Regions from separate parts of the Homo sapiens genome. Here regions 2 and 3 are each linked to region 1. The links are chromatin loops, found by intact Hi-C in ENCODE. Cell type or tissue: Calu3. All regions are shown on one strand.

Region 1 (8,000 bases):
GTCTTCCTACTTCAGTTCATGGCGTCCCTATCCACCTGCTGGCCCAGTCCAGAAACCACAGAATTCTCAACTCCCTTCTTGCTTCCTTCCGCAATGTTGATTCTGCCAATTCTCTCTTCAAGATTGTCCTCTTCTCACACATGGACACAGGGAGGGGAACCTCACACACCAGGGCCTGTTTGGGGGTGGGGAGGATAGGGGAGGGATGGCATTAGGAGAAATACCTAATGTAGATGATGGGTTGATGGGTGCAGTAAACCACCATGGCACGTGTATACCTATGTAACAAACCTGCACGTTCTGCACATGTATCCCAGAACTTGAAGTATAATAATAAAAAAAAAATTGTCCTCCTCTCTATTCCTGCCTCTCTGTTCCCACTGCCACCCTTTAATTCAAGTCTTCGTGATGATCACTGGATTCTCTCCTAACTGGTCCCTGCTCCGTCTCTGGCCTCTCTCATCCATCATTTATGGTGCCACCAGAGAGACAGTTCTAAAATGTAAGTCTGATCATGTCACCTCCAGCTCATAAAGGCAGTGCCAACTGCTTAAACAACCAAGTTCACATTTCAGCCAGGCATACGAGGTCCACCATTTGCCTGTTCACACCTTAAGCTGGAGATGTCCTGGCTACTTGCAGTTTCCTCCACATACCCGGCGAGACACGCTTCTTTGCCTTGTGTGTGCCAACCCCTCAGTGCGGGACTTCCTGTCCCTCCTGGAATCAAAGCTCTTCTTAAATGTTACCTCCTCTGAGAAGCCTCCCCTAACCCCATCTCCCACGCTCAGCAATATCCTGTGTTCCTACTGCACTCAGCAATGCACAGGCACCAGCGCCTGGCTTGCTGCGTCTTTGTTCCTGTAGTCGTTCCTTCCCCATGATCCCTTTCTGTCACAACAGGACTCTCTCGACTGCTTTCTGGACCCGTAATCCCTGCCACAGTGCCCCAGTGGCACCCAGAAGGCCCTTACCAAACAGCTGACGGTGCCTCATTAACAGAATCAGAAGCTAAATTCCCTTTTAGTCGGTGATATGCAGACTCCTCTGTCACTTAAATTTGTATCAAAGAGCTACTACACAGCTTAAGAGATTCATTTGAGGTTCCTTCCTTTACTTTTTGATAGGACTGGTGTCCAACCTGGTATGTCCAAGGCAGCAGGCAAAAGAAGAGGAAGAAGGACCTGAGAAATCTCCCCAATAAATAGGATCACACATTATTAGCTCAGCCATCTCCAGAGTCAGTCTGAAAGAACAAGATGAGACACTGAGATACACACTTTTTTTTTTTTTTTTTTTTTTGAGACTGAGTCTCGCTCTGTTGCCCAGGCTGGAGTGTAGTGGCATGATTTTGGCTCACTGCAACCTCCACCTCCTGGGTTCAAGCAATTCTCTGTCTCAGCCTCCCAAGTAGCTGGGATTACAAGTACCTGCCACTACACCCAGCTAATTTTTGTATTTTTAGTAGAGACGCGGTTTCACCATCTTGGCCAGGCTGGTCCTGAACTCCTGACCTCGTGATCCACCTGCCTCGGCCTCCCAAAGTGCTGGGATTACAGGCGTGAGCCAACACACCCGGCTATTTTTTTTTTTTTTTTAAGGAGACAGGGTCTCGCCTAGAGTGCAGCGATGCAATCTGATGCAATCATACCTCACTGCAGTCTCAAAGTCCTGGGTTCAAGTGATCCTCCCATCTTAGCCTCTTGAGTGGCTGGGACTACAGGTGCATGCCATCACACCTGGCTCATATTTTAATTTTTGTAGAGACGGGGTCTCACAACGTTGCCCAGGCTGCTCTCAAACTCCTAGCCTCAAACGATCCTACTGCCTCAGTCTCCCAAACTGCTGAGATTACAGGTGTGGGCCACAATACCCGGCCCAGACACACACTCTGGCATATGTTTCAGTTAAAATAGTAAATTAAAGAAAAGGAGGTGAGGCATTGAGGCCTCCAAGAAAGCAAGGGTCACAGCCTCCCCAACATGGATCTCAGAGGGGTTCAAAGAAGGGGCTCTCAGCCAGGTCCTCCTGGGTCTCAGTCAAATGGTTCTGACTTGACATCCAGCAAATTCACTAACATGTCTGACCTCCTCAACTGGATCCCTCCAGTCCTTCCCAAGCAATAGCCAGGCCAGCAAACTGAGTCAGTGGGGAATCAGCTGGAGGCTGTGGAGAAGATTGAGAAGATCATGAATCCCAATTCCAAATCTAGTCCTGCTGCCTCCAATCCTAAGAGTGAGTGGCTTAAAAACCAAGCCTGTTTCCCAGCTGACCGCCTGAGCAACCATTTGCTAAACTGGACCTTGTTTATGATACTGAAATAGTTAAGTTCAAATATGGAGATAAAGTGGTGAGTTAAGTTTAGCCGCAGGCAGGCTCCAGGGACCGTGTGGTGGATTCATGTGGGCTGGGTTCTGTTAACCAAGGTTGAGATGATTTGAGCCAAGGAGTGGACTCCGCCATAGTGTCCTGCCTCACTGTACCAGTGCTGTGGCTCCACGGCCCACAATGGGAGCAAGTCTCCCGTTCCCAGGGGCCTTCACTGCGGAGAGTCCCTTCCCTGCGTCCTCACCTGTCTGGGGTTGACAAATACTTCTGCTTCTGGAATTTCTTCTCCAGGCCCATGAGCTGCAGCTCGGTGAAGATGGTGCGACTCCGGCGGGGCTTCTTCTGTCGGGGCGTGGGCTGTTCCGTCTCTGACTCGCTGCTGGCTAGGGCCTCGCCCCCTGGGGCCTCAGCAGAGACCGCCTCGGTGACCTGGTGGCAGGACAGTGCCTGGGCGATTCCCGGGGTGGCAGGGACCAGGTGGGAGATGACAGTGGGCTGGCGGGTGATCACCGAGAGGAGCGGATATGCCCGCAGGGAAGGGGAGCCTGGAAAACAAGCAGGGAGGCAGGTCACCACAGGGAACGGTGTGGGGAAGCAGGCCAGGACCTGCGGAGGGCCGCTGGCTGAGGTCTGTCTGACAGGGAGGGCCCTGCTCTTAAGGAGGTACAGATGGAGGAAGGGGAAGGAGAGGTAACTCAAGACCTACAGCTGCAGGGCAGGCACAGAGGTCTGCTCTGCTCTGTGTGGGAAGATGAAGCCCACGGCCCAGAAGAGGTTCCTGCAAGTCCTCTGGTTTTAAGCAGATCTTTCCCCTCTCTCCCTTCGGAATCCCTAAATTCTTGGTCCATGGGACCAGGCAGATGAAAAGAAGTAGTCAGGAAAAGCTAGAGACACATATTTCAGAAACCCGAAATAGATTTGTAATATGCAAACTTCCTGAGAACCACCTGTGGTCTTTATAAAAAGACATGCTTGTAGCTATGAATTCTTCCTGAGAAGTCTGTGTACCTTGAAGCATAGCATTTTTCAGAGCTTGACAGGATGCTTTCGGATTATTTAATTCAACTTTCTCATCTCAGAGGGAGTAAATTGCCCCAGGAAGGTTAAGTGAGTTGCCTAAGATAACGTAACTAGGAAGCAGCAGATGGAGGAGTCAAACCAAGTTCTTCTGACTTGAAGTCCCATGCTATCAGCACATCATGAATCACATGGATACATCATTCAGAAGAGGGAGGCAAACAGATTTTAAATCACATGAAAGCTCAGATCGGTATGACTGGCGCCTCCAGCACTATGTTAAGGAGGATTCTCAGGCTGGCCAGAGCTTGGCTGAGGAAAAGGTGCTGGGTCGATTAACAATGTCTGCTATGGGCATGTGGCCGGGGCAGGGTATGGTGGCATACATACCAGTTATATGCCACTCCTGCGTTAGGAATTTCAAGGCAAGAGTTCTTTTCTGTCCAACAATCTGTTAAATCTGTAAAGTTCAAGTAAAGAGCTTTTCCCTTTGATTATTCAACACAGAGCTTAAAATGTCTGGATCATTACCTATGTGAATCATTTTATCTCTCAGTTTCATCATCTATAAGGTGAGTAAGAAAACTAGCTGATTCTAAAGAATCCTTCAAACTCTAATATACTGATGCCACGAAAGGACCTCTCATCCTCCCCATTTGATATCTGATGAAAATGGAGAAGACCCAGGGACTGCCCTTTGGGACTCAGTCCAGCCCTGAAAAGTGACTTCAAGGCCACAGCCAGCATCTGAGCCAACCAACATTCACACTAGCTCTGAGTTGAAACCGACTAACATCACAGAAGCATCCAGGTACTACCTGTGCTCCAGCTCTCTTCTCTGGGTTGGCATTTCTCTTCTTATTCCTTCCCATGCCTTTGTTTGGCCCCCAGTCACAGTTGATAAAACAAATAGCTTCTCTTATTCTTTGAGTACACTTCTAGCTAGGCCCAGCAGAAACCACAAAGTGGTTAAATAACAATAAATCACCACTTGCTACAACTTCCATTAACTCTCCAGCCAACTCCAACACTTGATGTTTTGTGCTGTGGATTCTTTTTAAGAAAAAAAAATCACCTGGGAGTGATATTTTAGAGCAAGAAAATGAGGATATGTGGGCTTGTGGTTTGGATCTCACAGCACACATCCTGAAATGATACTTCTTGGAAAAGAAGTTGGAAGCTTCTTAAAAAGGCATAAGATGTTTCTCATCTTAAATCACCTTACTCCTTTAAGTCTGTCACTTCTTTCAAAAGAGACTATCTTTCTTTAGCAGGCTAATGTGTAATCTAGAAACTAAGAAGCTTATCATTATAGGAAATGACTAACAATCCACCTGTAAGGAAGGCTTTGTATCACCTTTCTCTTTTGTAAGAGAGTTAAATATTTTTTTACCCAACATTGAATAATATTTTGAAAGTGTGGTAATATCTAGCATTGGCAAGCATACGGGGAAATAGGCATTCATATATTGTTGGTGGGAGTATAAAACAGTATAATCCTTGAGGACAAATTAAGCAGTATCTACCAAGTCACTGACAGGGAATTTCGTAATTTGAGGTCTATGCGTACAAAGATTTATATACAAGCATATTCACTGCAGCCTTGCTTATAATCATGAGCAGGGGAAATAACCTATATATTAATATCTCTCAACAGGAAAATAATTAAATAAATTGTGGTACATCCATAGTATGAACTACAATGTAACCATTAAAAAGTACTATCTAGTTCAGGTGTGGTGGCTCAGCACTTTGGCAGGCTGAGGCTGGAGGACTGCTTGAAGCCAGCAGTTCAAGACCAGCCTGGGCAACAGAGTGAGACCGTGTCTCTGTTTTTTTTTTTTTTTTTTTTTTTTTACTTACTTTTTTTTTTTTTTTAAAGTAGAGACAGGGTCTCTGTTGCCCAGGCTGGTTTTGAACTCTTGGCCTCAAGCAATCCTCCAATTTCAGCCTCCCAAAATGTTAGGATTATAGGTGTGAGCCATCGTGCCCAGTCAGAGATTCTGTCTCTTAAAAAAAAACATATAAACTGATGAGAAAGAGAGATGAATAGATGGATAAACTATATATAAACTAATACGAGAAAATACCTAATATATTATTGAGAAAAATATGATGTAAAATCATTTGTATTATTCTTTAAAACTATGATTTTTTTTTTGTCTGCCTTTATAAATGCATTTTTAAAAGTCTAGAAGGCTAGTTATCAAACTGTTAACAGTGATAACCTCTGGGCTTGGAATAAAACAGGGTGAAAAGGAATCTACACATTTGCATCTAATCCTGCATTCAATCCAGCCATGAATATTTACTGAGCATCTACTATGGGCTACACTCCGCTCTGGAAGCTGGGGAGATAGCAACGAATACTATAAAGTCCTACCTTCATGGAGCTTACATCCATTTGGGGAGGCAGACAGCAAACAAATAAACAAGTAAATATGTAAATAGTGCCAGGTAGTGATAAACTATGATGAAAAATACAGCAAAGTGTGAAGATGGGGCAGGTGGGGCAGAGGGCAGTATTGGGGATGAGGAGTCAGGGAAGGCCATGGTGGGAAGATGACCCTTCTGCAGGTAAGCACCCCCACGCAGAGGAGAGCCTGGAGAAGGTACGGGACAAGCACCCCAGCCCCAGAACCAGCACAGGCAAAGCCCTAAAGGCCGAATGAGCATGGGTTGAAAGACCAGCAGAAAGGCAGAGTAGGCAAGGGCAGAAGTCACAGGAGAGAAAACTGGGAAGAGATCTGTTGGAGCCCGATTACGCAGGGCCCTGTAGGTCAGGGCAAATCACTTGGATTTTATTCAAAATGTGATTTTTAAAAAAGCCATTGGCAAGATGTGAGCTGAGGGAGGACATGATCTGACTGATGTCTTAAATGATCCCTAAGGAGGTTGGACTGCAGGGGCCAGGGTGGGAGCAGAGAAACCAGTGAGGAGGCCAGTAGACCAGAGGCAGCAGCTACAGCAGTGAGAGGGGGTGCATTTTATAGTTAAGGTTGAGAGGACTTGTTGAAGGACTGAATGTCAGGTATGAGAGAGAGAGTTGCCAGGAGAGGCCTGACGTTTTGGTCTTAGCAACTGGAGGAAGGATGGTGCCCTTTACCAAGATGGGAAAGACTGGGCAAAAAGCAGGATTAAGTGAGAAAACCATGATTTCTGTGTTAGGTAAGTTGCTATTAGACATCTTGCACATGTTGAGGAGTCAGTCAGATAGAGGTTGGGTTAGAGACACAATTCCTGGGAGTCTATGTGGCATATTGGACCATGGGATTGCATGAGATCACCAAGGGAGTGGGTGGAATAAAAAAATGAAGAAATACAAGGGCTGAACTCTGGGGCACGCCAACATCTCAGGTCACAGAGAGGAAGACGAGCCGGCCAAAGACACTGAGGAGGGGACAGAGAAGCAGTAGGAAAGCCCATGTCCCTTGGCATCCCCAAATCTAGATGATACTTCTGCATTGTTCACATTTTGCACAGGTGCGTATCTTTTTTTTAAAATTTTTTAAAAAGGAAAGTTACATTAAATGAGTTATAAGTTTCATTCCCATTCTAAAGTTTAATTTTATGTTCAGTTTGTCAAAAAGAATAATCTTTCATTGACCCTTGATCCCAAGGAGTGGTTAAAACTTCTTCTAAAAGCTAGGCAAAGAAAATCAGTCTAGAAATCCCAGAAATTGAGTATAAAATGTGTTTAGTTTTATGACACTTCTAGTAAAACAAACATTGTGGGTGTTCTCCTGGGAAAGGGGGGCTCTTTAGCCCATTCAGAATCCAAAGGTCTAGAGAATTTTCTCGCTTTATGTCAATTTTCTCCCTTTATGTCAAAAGATGTTTGGGTTCTTGAATCACATTCATTCTTTTAAAAGAAACATCATTTAATGTGGAGAAATAGTAGTCTTTTCAACAAATGAGGCTGGGTGTGGTGGCTCACACCTGTAATCCTAGCACTTTGGGAGGCCGAGGTGGGCAGATTACTTGAGGTCAGGAGTTCGAGACAAGCCTGGCCAATATGACGAAAGCCCGTCTTTACTAGAAATACAAAAATTAGCTGGTGTGGTGGCACGCACCTGTAATCCCAGCTACTTGTGAGGCTGAGTCATAAGAATCCCTTGAACCCGGGAGGCGGAGGTTGCAGTGAGCTGAGATCATGCCACTGCACTCATAACACTCCATTTCAAAAAATAAATAATAAGTAAAATAAAAATTTTTAAAAATAATTGCTTAAAAAAATGGTGCTGGAGCAATTGGACATCCAGATGCAAAAAATAAAAATAAAAATAAAAATAAATAAAATAATAAGAGCCTTGACCTCATAAATTATTTTAAAAATTCACTCAAAATGGATCATAGACCTTCAGTAGAAACACAAACCTATAAAATTTTTAGAAAGAAACATTAGAGAAAAATCTCTGTGACACTGGGTTAGGTAGAGAATTCTTAGCCATGACACCAAAAGCATGATGCATAAAATAAAAAGGCAAAAAACTGGTCTTCATCAAAATTAACAATTTTTGCTCTGTAAAAGATACTGTTAAGAAAATGAAAAAAGCTGCAGACTGTGAGACCTGACAAATCTCACACCTGACAAATGATTTTTACCCGGAATATATAAAGAACTCTCAAAGTTTGACAATTAAAAAATAACCCTA
Region 2 (8,000 bases), 71 kb after region 1:
CTATAAATTACTAAAGTAAATGAATGATATGGTGCCAATTTCTCTGCGTTTCAATTACACAAGCAGCCTGCCTTTTAAAATTGAATTTGAAGTCATCACAGAAGAGAATCCCCAATTCTATTGCCAGTCCACATCCTGATACGTTTACTTAAGTCAATTATCGAGTTGCTTAGATTATGTCTACAGAAGCTGCCAAAACATCTGGTCATTTCAATCAGTTCAATAAAAGATTCTGCCAAGTCAGGGGGGAAAATTAGTCAAATTACTCATTTGTATAGGCAGAGCAATGGGTTGTTTTCTCTGGGTAGACTGTACATGGATATAACTCAAAAGGTTTTGGTTTTCTCTTCTGAAACCAGAATACAGTTTATAGTTCCTGAAGGAGGTTGTGATATTTATCAGTGTTTGGGAGGTGCTCTGACAGATCTATAGTCCAAAATGTAATGGATATGAAAAGGACTTAATCACGTCTCTGAGACAATTCTGTACTCATTTGAATCCTATGTTCTCAAGGTTGGGACCAAGTCAGAATTAAGCCAGTGGGTTTTTGCTAAATTTTGAAAAATAAAAGTACTAGTACTAGAAATCACAGAATAGTGCCTTTTCGCCTAAAACCCACCGGCATTCCTGTGGATGTATGTCCTCACTTTAACAAAATCTGACACATGATTTGAATTACCAAATACATATAAATATACGGTGTTTCACGGGAACCTCCGCTGCATAAAATGCTGCTCTATAAAATCAAATTAATGCGGTCCTATTATTTCTTCAGTCTCTTCTATGGCGTCTTCGATGGATATTTGAAATTTCAAATGATTATCTTTACTGACCACATAGTGACAGCCCCAAAGAGAAATAAATGCTCAGAGACGGGGAGGAAGAGATTTAGGAGCCCGGCAAGGCTCCTGTTCCTATTACCCTGTTTTTCCTGTCGCATTTACATACTCACTCAATGTTTCAGATCAGAGGATTTTTAATGAAACATTCTAAATAATGATTTAGTTCAGAAGTCTGTATTAGAATACGAGCTCTCACTTGACTAAACATATTGGAAGAAGAAAACAGTTTCATTATTCATTTGGAGCAACATTAAGTACAAATAACCTACCCATGTCTAATTTTATGCGACTTTGTTCTCTGTACATAGATTTGAAGTTTTTTGAAACCTGAGATAATTAGGAACAATTATTGTCATAACTGAATAATATAAACTTTGTATTATGTCTGAGGTGACTCACCCTCCTACTAAATATTCCAGAGTACATGATCTGTTAGGCTGAGGTCTGTGTGTAACTTGTTAAATGTCTATAGCTTAATTGTTAAGAGTTGCTTGTTAATGAATTAGCAACAAAGTCTTTCTGTTTCCTTTAAGAGAGAAAATAGCTCTTTGTTTCAAGAACAAAGAAATTTTAAAAACTCAGTTTTCTAGGTAGGAGGAAGGTAATTTTTCTAAAAGAGAAAAAGGTTTATTTAGAATCTCAGTAGGAGTAGACTCTTGCTTTATGAAGAAAAAAAAAAAAAAAAAAGCCAGAAATTTTACTATAGCTCAACTGAACTGAAGAGTAAGATCTGGGGTCCAGTAAAGAATAATATTCAAGTAGCCAAAAGAGGATTTTAGTTTTGACACAGACAGATTAGAAGTCGGTAGGATCAAGACTTTTTGGAGAATGAGCAGAAGGACCCTGCACTAAGAATGGGATAAAACCAAGGTGGTCAAATGGGGGTTCACAGGGGTAGATCTTCGTTAACTTCTTGTGGACAGAAATAGAATTTGTTTTTCCTTTGTAAGAACTAATGATGCAGAGTTTATGCTTTTATTTATGCAGTATAATTTTGGAAAAGTAAGTTTGACTTCCATGAATATGATGGCTTGGAGAACAGAAATGGAGCAGGGCATGAAGAGAGGAGAGGGTATGACATTGCAGAAAATATGCAGATTCTGGGGTTCCAAAGAACCTCAAAATTATTAACACAAATGAAAAAAAGTGCCCAGTCTTGAATTCAGCTTTGGAATATACACACCCCACATACTTGTAGGTTAACAAGTAGTTTACTGTCCTGATGACAAACTAAGAAGTCATTTACAAGGTAATATTTTGGAGTGCAAAGACCCACATAAAAGAGACTGAATTAGTCACAAGCTGTTTGTGGGAATGTAAATTGGTATGATATTTCTGGAGGGCAGTTTGGCATTATATCTCAAACACAAAATCGATCCAGCAGTCCCAACCTAGGAATTGAAACCAAAGCTGTGGTTCTCAAATATGATTGTACACATAATTTCCTAGGAGTGCTTGTTTAAAAACTGCCCATTCCTAGATTTCCTCCCTCCAGAAATGTGTAGGTGTGACAGTTGACATTTTAAAACCAGCAGTCCTATTGATTTAGCTGCTGTTTAACAAACAGGTTGCCAAAGAGATAAAAATGATAAAAGTGGGACAGGCTGTAAGAAGAAAAAAATGTTAGTTGTAAGAATTCTTAAAATTTAAGGAAATTAGGAAATCTGTCATTTTACCTCTCTGAGCCTCAGTTTCCTTGTCTTTGAGATAAAAGTACATACCCAATAGTGTTATTGTAACACTAAAGATATATATAAATGGTTTAGACAATGACTGACACGTAAAGATCAATATATGTTAACTATTATTACTGCAATGCTGAGTGAAAAAGTCATTGATATAATAGAATGTGCAATACAATTCCAGCTTCAAAACATTGTTTATATACACATGTATATAGGTGCATATAGAGATGTCTAAAAGCATGTTCAAATACTAACAGTGATAATTTATTTTTAAAATGTATTATTATTATTAGAGATAGGTGTCTTGCTATGTTGACCAGGCTGGTCTTGAACTCCTGGCCTCAAGCAATTCTCCTGTCTTGGCCTCTCAAAATGCTGGAATTACAGGTGTGAGCCACTGCACTCAGCCCAGTGATAATTTATTCTATGTAGTTTTGAATATTGTTTACATAGTTTTACAATTGACATTTATCTTTTTTCCTACAAATTATATTTAAGTTCAAAAATATTATAATATTTTACATTCAAAAATAAAAAGCGAACTTCAATATCTTACATTTGCATAACATTTCCCATTTACAGAAAATTTTCAAATGCAGTACTTCATGTGAACTTTATACAGCCCTATATATGAAAAAAGACAAGTCTTACTATCCCTATTTTACGAAAGAGGAAACTGAGGAAAAGTGGTTTACTTGAGGTTACCCCACACAGCCACATCTACACTTGCAGAGCCAAGTCTCAAACCCGAGTTTTTTGAGTCCAAGTTTCCCATACCCTCTATGGGACAATGTTTTTTCACTGATCTCAGTTATATTTTTCAAAAGAAATGAAATTCCAGTTTTATGAGTTTCTATTTTTCGCTCATCCACCCCCTCATAAAAAATGCTAAGCATTTGATAAAACCGAGGTAAACTGAATATTAAGAGGGCTGACATAAAAACATATTAAAGTCAGGAAATATCACAGTTAGGTCTGGTAGGAAAACTTAACCATCTCATGTGTCATGAGCTTTGGTTACTAGGTAATCCTCTAAATATAGACAGTCCCAATCACTTGTTAAAAATTAACAGCAATTTCACGAGCAGGGAAAGTGAGTTGATAATTATGTGGAACATGGACTGTCCATTGGATTGCTCTGAGTTCTCGAAAGTTTTTCACCTCCTAGCAATCAAGCCCCGGCGTCTCACGGAGCCTTCCCAGCCAAGCCGCTTTGGCTCTGGACCACGTCTGCAATCAGAAAGGATCCTAAGGTACCCGCCACTTCTCAGGGTTGCAGCGTGGCCGCTACTGCCCTCTACCGGACAGCAGGGACGCATGGCGTGTGTGCTGTGGAATCCGGTCTCCCTCTATCGGCACGAAGCAGGTACATTATCAAAGACAGGCTCTCCAGAGGTGCTGCGTCGGCGCTAGTGACTGTCCCAGAACATTGTCTTGGGAAGGCCACCTGGGGGGCTCCTTGACCTCAGCACTGTCAGAAGTGTCACCTGTTGCTATTCTTCCCTAAAACAGATCAAGGGACTCTCTAGACTGGACAGGGAAGCCTCTTTGCCCGTCCTACACTCTAGGGTTAGTTCTGATCATTCTCACCATCAAGGACTTGAATTCTCCACCGAAAATCGTTGTACATGACTTAGCTCTACTTCTGATTAATAAGGGTATTGAACAAGGAGGATTTGAAAGCAGCACATAATACCGGTAGCAACTCTGTAGCATACAACTCTAAGATCTAGGACTGTGCCCTGATGTCACCATTTAAGAGCAAAGTCAGCTCCAGTATAAACAAGCTTTGTGGACCTCAACCGTGAGTAAAAGCTCCGCTTCTCTGAGTTGGTCTCAGGGATCTAATTAGTTTATGGTGGTAGATCTTGAATATGATCAACACTATGTTCATATATTGCATTTACATTAACTCCAGTATACATTTGCCTGCTCTAGATCATGCTTAAATATTTCTGGCTTTTATGGATTAGGTGCACTTACAGTTCCCTGAATTTATAGATGACACCTGGTCTCTTTTAACTTAGGATGTAAACCTTCTTGAGTAAAGGGAGTGGAGGGTCTGGCTGAAAAAGGAAAATGTAAAAGGTAAAATCTTAATAAGAGGATGAATATAAAAGAAGAGAAATAGAAATAATTCAATTTTTCCTGCCATTGATTTTTCTGTCCTGACTCTATGAATTACAAATACAAAGTCATTTGTAGTGACTTTGCTATTTTCCTATAAAAATATATTTCCTTATTTCCCCCCTGCCTGCAATAGAACACACAGAGCCAGTCAGTCTTGCCAGGTATGGAAAACAAGTTTATACATAACTAGAAACCTTTCTTCCCCCTAAAAAATCAAAACAAAACTCCACTTCATGGGACAGGCTGAAACTACCACAAAACTATGGGGAATGATTAAGAAGTTGGCTGAGGTGCTTTCTAATGACTGTTTAGTCAATCAGATAGCTGAGTTTGGGAACAGGATGTTGTTATATTTCTGGATATTTAAATACCACCTTCTTGAATGGCAACATTTTGTTCTTTGTATTACATTGCATTGTTTTCCTTGTAGCAACGTGTTGTAAATCTGTAGTGGAGATAAGTGTATAGAAATTGAATATAGAGATAATTCATCTAGCATATATTTATTGAGCATCTACTTTGTCCCAGGAACTGTGTTGGTCCAAGAAATGTGGTGGTGAACAGCACACACTCCCTTTCCTCACAGTAACAGACCTGTAGTGGAGATAGATGAGTCAACAGGTGCCTACACCCATAGTTAGGAACTGGGAGATTTAAGAGCACGAAGGAGGGGCACTTAGCCCAGTCCGAAAAGAAATAAGGGAAGGATTTCAGAAAGAATTGTTATATAAGGTGAGATCTGAAGGAAGAATATGAGTTAGGAAGGGGTAGAGAAATTCGAGGCAGACAAGAAAAACATCCAAAGCATAGAGGCAAGTGAAAGTGTCTCATGAAGCACCTGCAGTACTTGAGTGTGGCTGAAGTGCAGGTTTGAAGAGGAAAGTGTCCTGAGAAAATGAGAAAGAAGGGCCAGATCATAAAGCATCTTTTATGCTATGTTACTGATTTATATTTTATTCTGAAAACAATAAGAAGTGCTAAATGATTTATGGTAGGAAGGTGACATAATCAGATGTGCTTCTGAAAGTCCGGGCCATAATGTTATAGAGTGTGGATTCAAGGAGAGCAAAATAGAGAGGAGGGAAACCGGTTAAGAAGTTACTGTAGGCCGGGCATGATGGCTCACACCTGTAATCCCAGCACTTTGGGAGGCCAAGGTGGGTGGATCACCTGAGGTCAGGAGTTCGTGACCAGACTGGCCAACATGGTGAAACCCTGTCTTTACTAAAAATACAAAAATTAGCTGTGCGTGGTGGCAGGTGCCTGTAATCCCAGCTATTTGGGAGGCTGAGGCAGGAGAATCGCTTGAACCCGGGAGGCAGAGGTTGCAGTGAGCTGAGAGCATGCTGTTGCACTCCAGCCTGGGCAACAAGAGCGAAACTCCATCTCAAAAAAAAAAAAAAAAGTTACTGTATTTCTATGTTAATCCAAGGGAGAGGTAATTGACTTCTGAAGCCATAGGATGAAGAAAAAGGAGAGACCGAAATGATTTCAAGGAACTAGAATCCATGAAACCCAATAATTATTTTGAGGTAAGAAAATAAAGAAGTCTAAGTCAAGAATGACCCTATTTAATACCCAGAACATAAAAGCTCCTACAACTTAATAAAAAAAATGACTCAATTAAAAAACTGGGCAAATGACTTGAATAGAAATTTCTCCAAAGAATATATATATAAATGGCCATAAGCACATGAAGAGATGCTTAACATCATTGGTCATTAGGGGAATGCAAATCAAAGCCACGATGAGACATCACTTCACCCCTACTAGGATAGCTATAATTAAAGGAGACAGAAAATAGCAAGTGTTGGCATGGATGTGGAGAAATTGGAACCCTTGTACATTGCTAGCAGAAAAGTAAAATGGTACAGATGCTGTGGGAAACAGCTTGGCACCTCCTTAATAAGCATAGACTTAGCATATTACCCAGCAATTCGACTCCTAGGTATATGCCCCAAATAATTCAAAAACAGAAACAAACATATTTTCAGGCAAATGCTTATTGCAGCATTACTTACAATAGCTAAAAGTAGAAACAATCCAAGTGTTTACCAACAGAAAATTAGATAAATAAGAGGTAGTATATACATACAATGGAATAATATTTAGCCATAAAAGCAATAAAGTTCTGATACATGCTACAACATTAATGAATCTGGTAAACACTATGCTAAGTGAAATAAGACAGACACAGAAGGACAAGTGTTATATGATTAAACTTATACATAATGCCTGGAATAGGTAAATTCATAGACACAGAAAATAGAATTGTGCTTACCAGGAGCCAGAGAGAGGGAAAAGTGGCAAGTTATTGTTTAATGGTTATAGAATTTTTGTTTAAGGTGATCAAAAGTTTTGGAAGTAGATAGTAGTGATGGTTGTACAACATTGTGAATGTAGTTAATAGCATTAAATTATACCCTTTTAAAACTGCATAAATGGCACATTTTATACTGCATATATTTTACCACAATTTTAAGAATCAGTAACATAATAGACCAGAAAAATCTCACATTGAATTTGTACACCTTCAATGGGTGAATAATGGCATTGTATGTAAATTATCAATAAAGTCATTAAATTATCAATGATTAACAAAGTCATTAGAAAACAAACAAATAGCAACAACAAAAAGGAATAGAGCTCACATTTCTGACTTGGCAAATAAGTCGATGGGGCTACTATTCACTAATATAAGGTGAGAAAATAAGCAGTTTGAGGAGGAAGTAGTAAGGTCATTTTGGGTGTGTTAAATTTGAGATGTCCATCAGACATACAAATGGAGATGCACAGTGTACAGCTGAGTATGTGTGTCTGAAATTTGGAAGAGAAATCTAAATTAGAGGTACAATTCAGAGGCCATCAGTATGTATATAGTAATCAAAGCCCTGAGAGTAAATGGAATTATTTGGGGAGTATGAAAATCAGAAGATACAAGAACCAAGGAGAGAATCTCAAGCTTTATTAATATTTAAGGGGTGGGCAAGCAGAGACATCCACAAAGAAGTCTGAGGGGTAATATAGGAAGCAAAGCAATTTAAAGAAAAAAACACGTTGTGGGGAAAAGGGGCATTTTTTCCATATCTTTTACCACTGTAAATAATAATTTCCTTTATATTTAATGAAAGAAAACTAACTGCAGAAAAGGCTTAAATAAGAAGAAAAATCTTTCTTACCTCTTTTTGTCCTCATACCTAAAGTCCAAGTTGTTTCAAATTAGAAAGCTTGGATTATAAACCTTCAGAAAAACTTTGCAATGTGTACCAAACAAACCTAATCAGTTTGCTTATTCAGAGAGAGACAGACTGAGAATCAGTGGGAGAAAAAAGCAGGCATGTCA
Region 3 (8,000 bases), 55 kb after region 1:
TCGGGTGTTCCCACTTATCAGCGAGGTTGAGCATCCTTTCATGTTTACTGGCCATTGAGATCTTCCTTTCTATGAATTGCCTGATTGTAGCCTTTGCCCATTTTTCTTATTGCTTCATAAGAGCTCTCTTTATATCTTGTGACTTTAGGAAAGTCATTTAGCTTCTAGGATTCCACCATTACCAAAGGAGATGATAAACCTATTTCATAGGGATATTTTGAAGCTGATCAAAAAGCACTGAGTCTAGTGCCTATTACATGTTAGGTAATTTCTAAACAGTCGCTATTACTATTATTGCCCTGTCTATGAATATGGTTTAGGGTATAAAGTATTTCTAGCATTTCTCTCAAGTTTGTGGCTCCCCTTGGATAAGTACTGTAAGACTCAGAAAAAGGAGTCTCAGCAACTCTTCTTGCCCATGATATTTCCTCAAGATAAGAAGATGCAATATCAGCATTCCATTGTCTATAAGTTACCATTAGGAAATGTGCAAAGTCAGCTCCCTTAGATATTGCTTAAACTAAGCATGGAAGTTACACTTCCTTCAATCCACACGAGACTGTGACCTCTTTTGGGAAAAGCCCATCATCCTGAGTCTCAGTGATGGTTAATTCACCGAGTGAAAAGGACTCTGGGAAAGAAAGGTGGGCAGTGGAGGTTGGCAGGTTATCAATATCAGGGACTTGCCAGTACCAGGTACTTCCCAGGACAGAAATATAGCCACTATTTCATGAAATTTCATCAGGCCCAAGACCACTCCATTTCTCCACATGGTAAGTAATCCTTGAATAAGAAAAACCAAAGGATAAGCATCATATCACTTACCAAATGCATATGTTGGTTTTTTAAAAAAAAAAAAAGATCAGAAATGATCTGACATCACCTAGGCAGCAGCCAATCCTATTCTATGCACATTGTGAAAATACTCATCTGGCCGGGTGCGGTGGCTTCCAGCACTTTGGGAGGCCGAGGCAGGTGGATCACAAGGTTGGGAATTTGAGACCAGCCTGGCCAACATGGTGAAACTCCATCTCTACTAAAAATACAAAAATTAGCCGGGCATGGTGGCAGACGCCTGTAATCCCAGCTACTTGGTAGGGTGCGGCAGGAGAATCACTTGAACCCAGGAGGCAGAGCCTGCAGTGAGCCGAGATTGCACCATTACACTCCAGCCTCAGTGACAGAGCGAGACTCTGTCTCAAAAACAAACAAACAAAAAAACAAAAAACAGAAAATACTCATCTTTCCTCAATACCCAGAAGAATATGTTCCTAAGGACATGTTGGTAAGCTGGAAAGACGCGGTAAAAAGGAATCCTGCAAGCGTGTCTGCTTGTACATGGAACGTAGTTAGTTTGGTGCTGAGATCCTCCCAGCTTGGCTTCTCTTCAGTCGTCTTTTGACCTGTGCATGGAGGAAGGCTGTGTCATCTGTGTGCACTCTGCCAGGAGGAAGCTTACAGAGCTGCCCTCCAGACTTCTCAACTAGCCCTGAAATCAACTTCAACTGGTGACTGGCAGGGGCCCTTTTCAGATGTACTTGAACATCACCTAATCTTCAGAATTCTCTCCCTCTGTATTCAATTTCAACTGGCACTCAAGAAACCAGAGTCTCTCCTTAGTGACTACGGACAGAGGCCCTCTCTTCTCTCTTCTTCAGAGCAATCATATGTAGGATTCAACTCGAGCCCAAATATAATTATACCGCCTTCTGATATCTATCTAGGTGCATGGCTTTCCTCCTTAAACGTGTGCCAAGTTTCCACTTTCAAGAAGTTAAATTGCCATATAAAAATGCCCTGGTGATGATGAGTAATTAGACATGGTAATGGAAAATTAACTGTGTTTTTATTTAGAGCATTTATTTTAACAAGACTTTCCTTCTTCTAACTGTTACTAAGCTGTAATAAAAATAAATTAAATCCTGAGGGTTTGCAAAGGTTTTCTGGTTAAAAAACAAACAAACAAAACACCTCTCTTCCTGGAGAGTATTTGTGAATGCCACCAAGTTTGTACAAAGTCCTGGTCTGACTCCCGTTACTAATAAATCCTAACGTGAATTCTGATTTTGCCATCTGTGCTGTGGAAAGAAACTACCGTTCCATCCTCTCAGGCAGCTAAAATGGAGGCAGGCACCGACAGGCAGGCCCAAGGTGCTTCTCCACGCTTGCAGTCTTTGCACGAATGCCCTCAATGCTTCTCTTCTTCTCGTCGTCATGCTGCTTCCAAGAGAGGGTGCCACCTGCAGCACAGTGGTCTTTTGCCCATCCTTTGAGCACCTGTGGGCTTTAGCAAGTTCTCGGGGAAAAGGTGGTTAATCCAGCTGTGAGTGCGTCCCTAGAGCCACACTAGAAACACCCATTCCACAAGACTGGAGTGTAAAACAGAACTGCATCCCCAACAGAAGATGCAAAATGAGGTGTTAATTTATGCATCCCACCTGAGTCCTTGCAGCCCTCTAACCATATTCCAGCTGAGAGCTTGTCAATGGGCTTAGCCATAGACCCACCAACTCTAGTCTGCTAACTACAGTCGTGGGCAGGACGTGTGGCAAGGAAGACCCTCAGGCTCCATAGCATGCACGTTCACGAGCTCAGTACAAATTAAGAGGCCTCGGCTGGGTGCAGTGGCTCACGCCTGTAATCCCAGCACTTCAGGAGGCCAAAGCGGGCAGATCACCTGAGGTCAGAAGTTCGAGACCAGCCTGTCCAACATGGTGAAACCCCGTCTCTACTAAAAATACAAAAATTAGCCAGGCATGGTGGCACATGTCTGTAGTCCCAGCTACTAGGGAGGCTGAGGTGGGAGGATCGCTTGAACCCGGGAAGCAGAGGTTGCAGTGAGCCAAGATCGCCCCACTGCACTCCAGCCTGGGCAACAGACCAAGATCCTGTTTCAAAAAAATAAAACAAAAACAAAAACAAATGAAGAGGCCTCAGCCCATGTGACGTACCTACCTTTGCATCTCTGCTGCTCCTCCTACCTGACCTCAAAACAAAGTGCAAATAACACCTAAAATTGCTTCTGGTTTAACATTTACTCAGTCTTCCAGAGCGAAGGCTAAATGCTGTGCAGAGCTTAAGCTCTGGATCTCAACCTTGAAGAGGCCCCAGCACGCGTCTAAGTAGAATCAACTTTAGCCATTTAGTACCCATGGAGCGACAGAATTTCACAAGCCAGCTTTGTTTTGCCTGTACAGCCCTTCGGAGGAATGCTGTGCTATGAGGCTGAATCTGTGCAGCCTCAAGAATTTCAAAGAAACCCACTCTTACTTTCCTTCTTCCCTTCTTTTTTTTCCTTTCAATCTCTCTTTATAAATAAAATAATCCTTTGCAATCCTAACTCCTTTTCATATAGATTTTTGGGATATGTTACATTTAATCTTTCCACTCTGATTTCTAGGATATGCTAAAACTAACAACTTTATACTATCCATGTTTCTATCACAAATTCAGTCTTGGATCCAGAAATACAACCAGCAAAAAACAAACATATCTGTAGGAAATCAGCCTCATAATAGAGTTTCATTTGAGTTGTATGTAGCAAAGTTGATTTGACAGTTTTGCTGGTGATAACACCCTGTAGGTAGAGTTCAAAGAGAAAATTCCACATAGTAAGCAAAAGTATTAGATGTTCCCCTATCCCAATTCCGAGCTGCCTCTCACATACACTAGGAAAAAACAACAACAAACAAACAAACAAAACAAAACAAAACAAACAAAGAAGGGCTTAGCAATGGTTCTACAAGTAGTTGAGAGGGATTTTTTAAACACCCTAACTGCTAGTCAACAGTTAGATTAAGTTTCAAAATAATAGACTCAATGACAATGCCATCACCAAGCAAATATAAATATTTGTTGCATGAAATTACTGAATTAAATGATAGTGAACAGTGGACATTTGGAGGGGCATTTCAACCCGTGAACGAAATTTCTAATCGTTTTTTCATTTGCTTTGAGAAAAATCAGAGCCAGAGAAGACACCGCTAATGAACTATTCATGAGTTAAAACCGACTTCACAGCGGGCGCGATGGCTCATGCCTATAATCCCAGCACTTTGGGAGGCCGAGGCGGGTGGATCACGAGATTAGGAGTTCGAGACCAGCCTGGCCAACATGGTGAAACCCTGTCTCTACTAAAAATACAAAAATTAGCTGGGTGTGGTCATGGGCGCCTGTAATCCCAGCTACTCAGGAGGCTGAGGCAGGAGAATCATTTGAACCCAGAAGGTGGAGGTTGCAGTGAGCCAAGATCCCGCTATTGGAAGAAAAAAAAAAAAAACTGACTCCTAAGGAATCCCTTGGTATCTCTAGCAAAAGAGTAGTGAGATAACAGTTAAGGATCCCAAAAGAGCTCAGTTCCAAATATATACTGACCCTGGATGAGTCCCAGATCCCGTGCATCCCTCTATTTATTTACCCTTACAATGGGAACAGGAGAAGCAGTTATGAGTAATTGCTACTAAAAGCCTATGTGCCTCTGGCAGAAATACAAATGCTTGTTGATAACGATCATTTTTCCCAGACCTTGGTTTATGTTTCTCCATTAACATTCCAGTATCCAACTCTCAGGTTCCTAAGATCCTATGAGTTTGGGTCTCTGACTGAAAAAGACCAAGCTGAGATTTGGAGAGTCACCAGAGCTAACTCCATGAAGCACTAGCCAGCTCCCTAACTCCCAAACGAGACACTATACATACCTGCACCGCATTTAATTTTTTGCTGGGATGACACCCAATGTTTGTGATAAAAACGCACCCAAGGACACTACCCCAAAGGACTTGCTTCTCTTGGATCCACCACAGGATAAAATGTTCTTGATGCCACCTCCTAAAAGATAAACACCCTTCCCCAAATGTCCCTTCTAACTGGCTGGTTGACTGTCCCCTGGGTGTGACTGCACGGGTTAGTCCCGGGTGTGTAACCAAGTTGGAAAAGTCTTCCTGATTTCTGAGTACTATGACAAGGAGGAGAGTGGCATACAGTGGACTGAAACTATAACGAAGCACTGACGTGACCCTGGCACTTTGCAAAAAATACCTTCTGCTTGAGGATATTGATCTATGATTTTATGAGCCTCTCCAGCTCTGTAGGTCTAACCACCAAAGATCAGACAGGTAAGAGATTCAACAGACCCATTCTGCCAGAGAAGGGGAAAAGAATTAGATTATAGGTTAGTGGAATAATTAAAAGTCTCATCCTATTCGCAGGCTGTAAAATGTCCAAGTATCTACACTCACCTCCCCACAAATGTGCATGTGTAAATGTAAGGTAATTCTAGGTTCTAAGTAGAAAAAATTGTAATAAAAGTAATTAGTACCATAGGTTCATTTATCAGTATCTTCATGTGAAAACCCTTAGGGTAATTGTAACAATCCTTATTTTTGTGAAGCAAGTTATCCATTTTTTCTCAACACGCCTCAAATTTAGAAACTGCCTGATTCTAAAGATCAGACAGAAAGGCAGAGGCTTCAAAAATGACCACGCCGATGCTTCCACAAACTATTCTACCCCAAGAAACCAGCTTTCTTCAAGTGGGCTTTTCCACCAAGAAACATTAATCACAACCGGAAAAAGAAAATAAAGCATCCTAAATGAAGTGTATTTATGATATCCTAAAATGCACCTCTCTTTTGGCCTTTGTAATGACGGTCAATGCTCTGAAGTTGGAGAGCTCATCGCTGATTTCTAAATGGCATTACACTGCCTTCTGAGTAGGGATTACTGTTTACAGATTTAAGAATAAAACCAACTTTTTATATACTAACTTAATTCTAAGCATATTCCACCCCTCACCAATGGCCTGAATGACACAACTCTTTTCAAATGGAGGCATTCTTTTGGGCTTAGCTGTTTAAATTTTAGTTTAAATGTGATGATAAACCGTTCTGTGGTGAGGCTTACAGGGAAAGGATTCCCTTTTGCAGTGTCTATTAGGATGATTTACGAGACGTACTAGGAAACCGAGAGAAATTTAGAGACATCTTTCCAAGACTAAAATTATTGTGTTTATAATAAGAAAGCGTCTGTTAAACAACAATTTTTGGAAGGTGAGGATTCCATCAAGGCTAGAATGTCGAACAATAAATTCCTGTCAGGTGATTATCTGCCTGAGATGAAAACTATTCCCATTTCTCAGTTTGCTTGAATACATGCTATTCTGCCTGATATTTGGTACCATAAATTGACCTTTAGGTTACTAAATCCACAGAGCATGAACTGTTTCATTATGCAGTGTTTTTTTTTTTTTTAATGCTGTAGTTTTCTTTCCATCCCAATTTTATGCACTTATTGTACATGCTGGTAACTTTTTAATTTTGAGGCCTTTTTTTTCTCTTAGTTTTCATTATTTTACCTGACACAGTTCACTTCTGTTACACGTCTTTAAATCTTAAATCAGCAAATGAAAGGCTGAGAAAGTTCAGTAACTTTAATTCCAATGTATGCCTTTCACTTGAACTTTTTATGCATTGCTTCCACCACCAGTGCTCAACATTTAGTTCCATCTAGCAAAAAAAAAAAAAAAAAAAAGAAAAAGAAAAGAAAAGAAGAAAATTACAGTGTCCTTTGGGATGCCAGCAACTTATTGTTGTTGTTTTTAATTAATAAGAAAAAAGATTACATTCATCTAATCAAAGATTTTTGTCCTGACCTTAACTGTTAAAAACAAAAATGCTTTGAAAGTATGGTATTTGCAAAACCCCTGAGAAGACACTAATGGGATTCCCATGATCTAATACATGTAAGGCTTTAACTGTAACTGTAAACCCACTGAAGGCTTATGATCTGAAAGTATGAACTATTGTAGCCAGTTTTTATGGGTTTAATTCCACCAGCAAATCCCAGTTTCTATATTTTAATTCTCAACTAGAGCAAAATAACGACACATTTTCAACTAACAATCCGAAAGAAGAAAGTACTGGAATAACGGAGCCAGAAAACCATTGCCAACAGCCACCCTCTACCACGAACCATCAGTGAACTTCGAAAAGCACAAGACTGAGCAACACTTAAGTCTGTGAAATACGTGCATTTCACTTATAACACTCACAAAACTACATATGAATCATTTTTTTTTCCTCTGATTTATTTCCCACACAAGGTTCAATAAAACACGACACTTACTCAGCCACCTCTGACTGAATGACTATTCTCTGCAGCTATTTATTACTCCTCTTCTGCCACGTTTTCTTCTATGATCCAATTCTGTGACTCCTATAAGCCAGGAAAAGCTGCCTTCAAGTCAACACAGCACAAAGTCACTGAAAATTCTGCCGGCACTAGGCTCTACCTAGGTGCTTAGAAGTTGTTCTGTTTTGTCCTGGGAATGTCCCATACGCAATGTTAATGACTGAAACAGATCCTCTCTTTTTCCTCGAAGGGAATTGAGTTATTATAACAAAGGATGATTTGTGCTCAAAACAATATTCAACTTATCACCCCTATTCAGTATGTATGTGTCCAAGGGTCCACAACCACCTATACACAAATGTAAAAATATCAGTTCTCAGGAGATCTATCTTGTTTCTAAAATTTCTTATTTGTTCCTTGTTTCATATATTTCTTGGTTTTAAAAATTCAGTATTACAAGGCTTGTTATGGGACATCAGGCCTAATTCTACCTTACAGACAAATTAACTTTAAAAAGGCATAACTGAATACAGTATACATTTTACAACCAAATACATGTAGGAACAATTTGGTTTTAAAAGAACTTCACTGTATGTATTTATCATATGTTTACTGATTGTCATATAGGGACTATCAATGGAACCAAGAGAAAATACAGGATTCCACGCATTGAGCATTAACAACTCAAATGTTCCAAAAAATATCTTCCAAAACTGTTGGCCCTTCATTTTTTCATTTTAAGTGTAATTTAATTTATCTCATGCCTCTCATGCAACTAACAATCTCAAAGGTTCTTTTGGTTTGGAAATACTTTATGCTTACCTTTAATGGAAAGCACACTCAATAACTTTTTTCTGATAAAAAGTGCTCCT

The links. Peaks named below come from ENCODE experiments on the same cell type or tissue, not always from the same donor. Only the 100,000 strongest peaks of a DNase experiment are listed, where the experiment ranks them.
Region 2: it touches region 1 in a loop (4-fold over the local background); 3 of 110 quality-filtered maps call a loop at or near these places.
Region 3: a loop joins it to region 1, with 4 times the contacts of the local background. A loop is called at or near these places in 4 of 110 quality-filtered maps.

The regions. Positions count from the first base shown.
Region 1 is chr11:129,431,624-129,439,623 of GRCh38, reverse strand. BARX2 (BARX homeobox 2) reads right to left here. Exons shown (of 4, transcript NM_003658.5): 2 at 2,573-2,873. Among named protein-coding and RNA genes, the nearest start is that of BARX2, 60 kb to the right of the region's middle. In Calu3, no CTCF peak of the experiment used is centred here; DNase peaks (open chromatin) are centred at 3,673 and 4,203.
Region 2 is chr11:129,360,158-129,368,157 of GRCh38, reverse strand. No RefSeq gene overlaps it. Among named protein-coding and RNA genes, the nearest start is that of BARX2, 12 kb to the left of the region's middle. In Calu3, a CTCF peak has its summit at 3,853 (motif pointing left); a DNase peak (open chromatin) is centred at 3,817.
Region 3 is chr11:129,377,092-129,385,091 of GRCh38, reverse strand. All of the region lies in intron 1 of BARX2 (BARX homeobox 2), which reads right to left. Among named protein-coding and RNA genes, the nearest start is that of BARX2, 5.2 kb to the right of the region's middle. In Calu3, no CTCF peak of the experiment used is centred here; no DNase peak of the experiment used is centred here.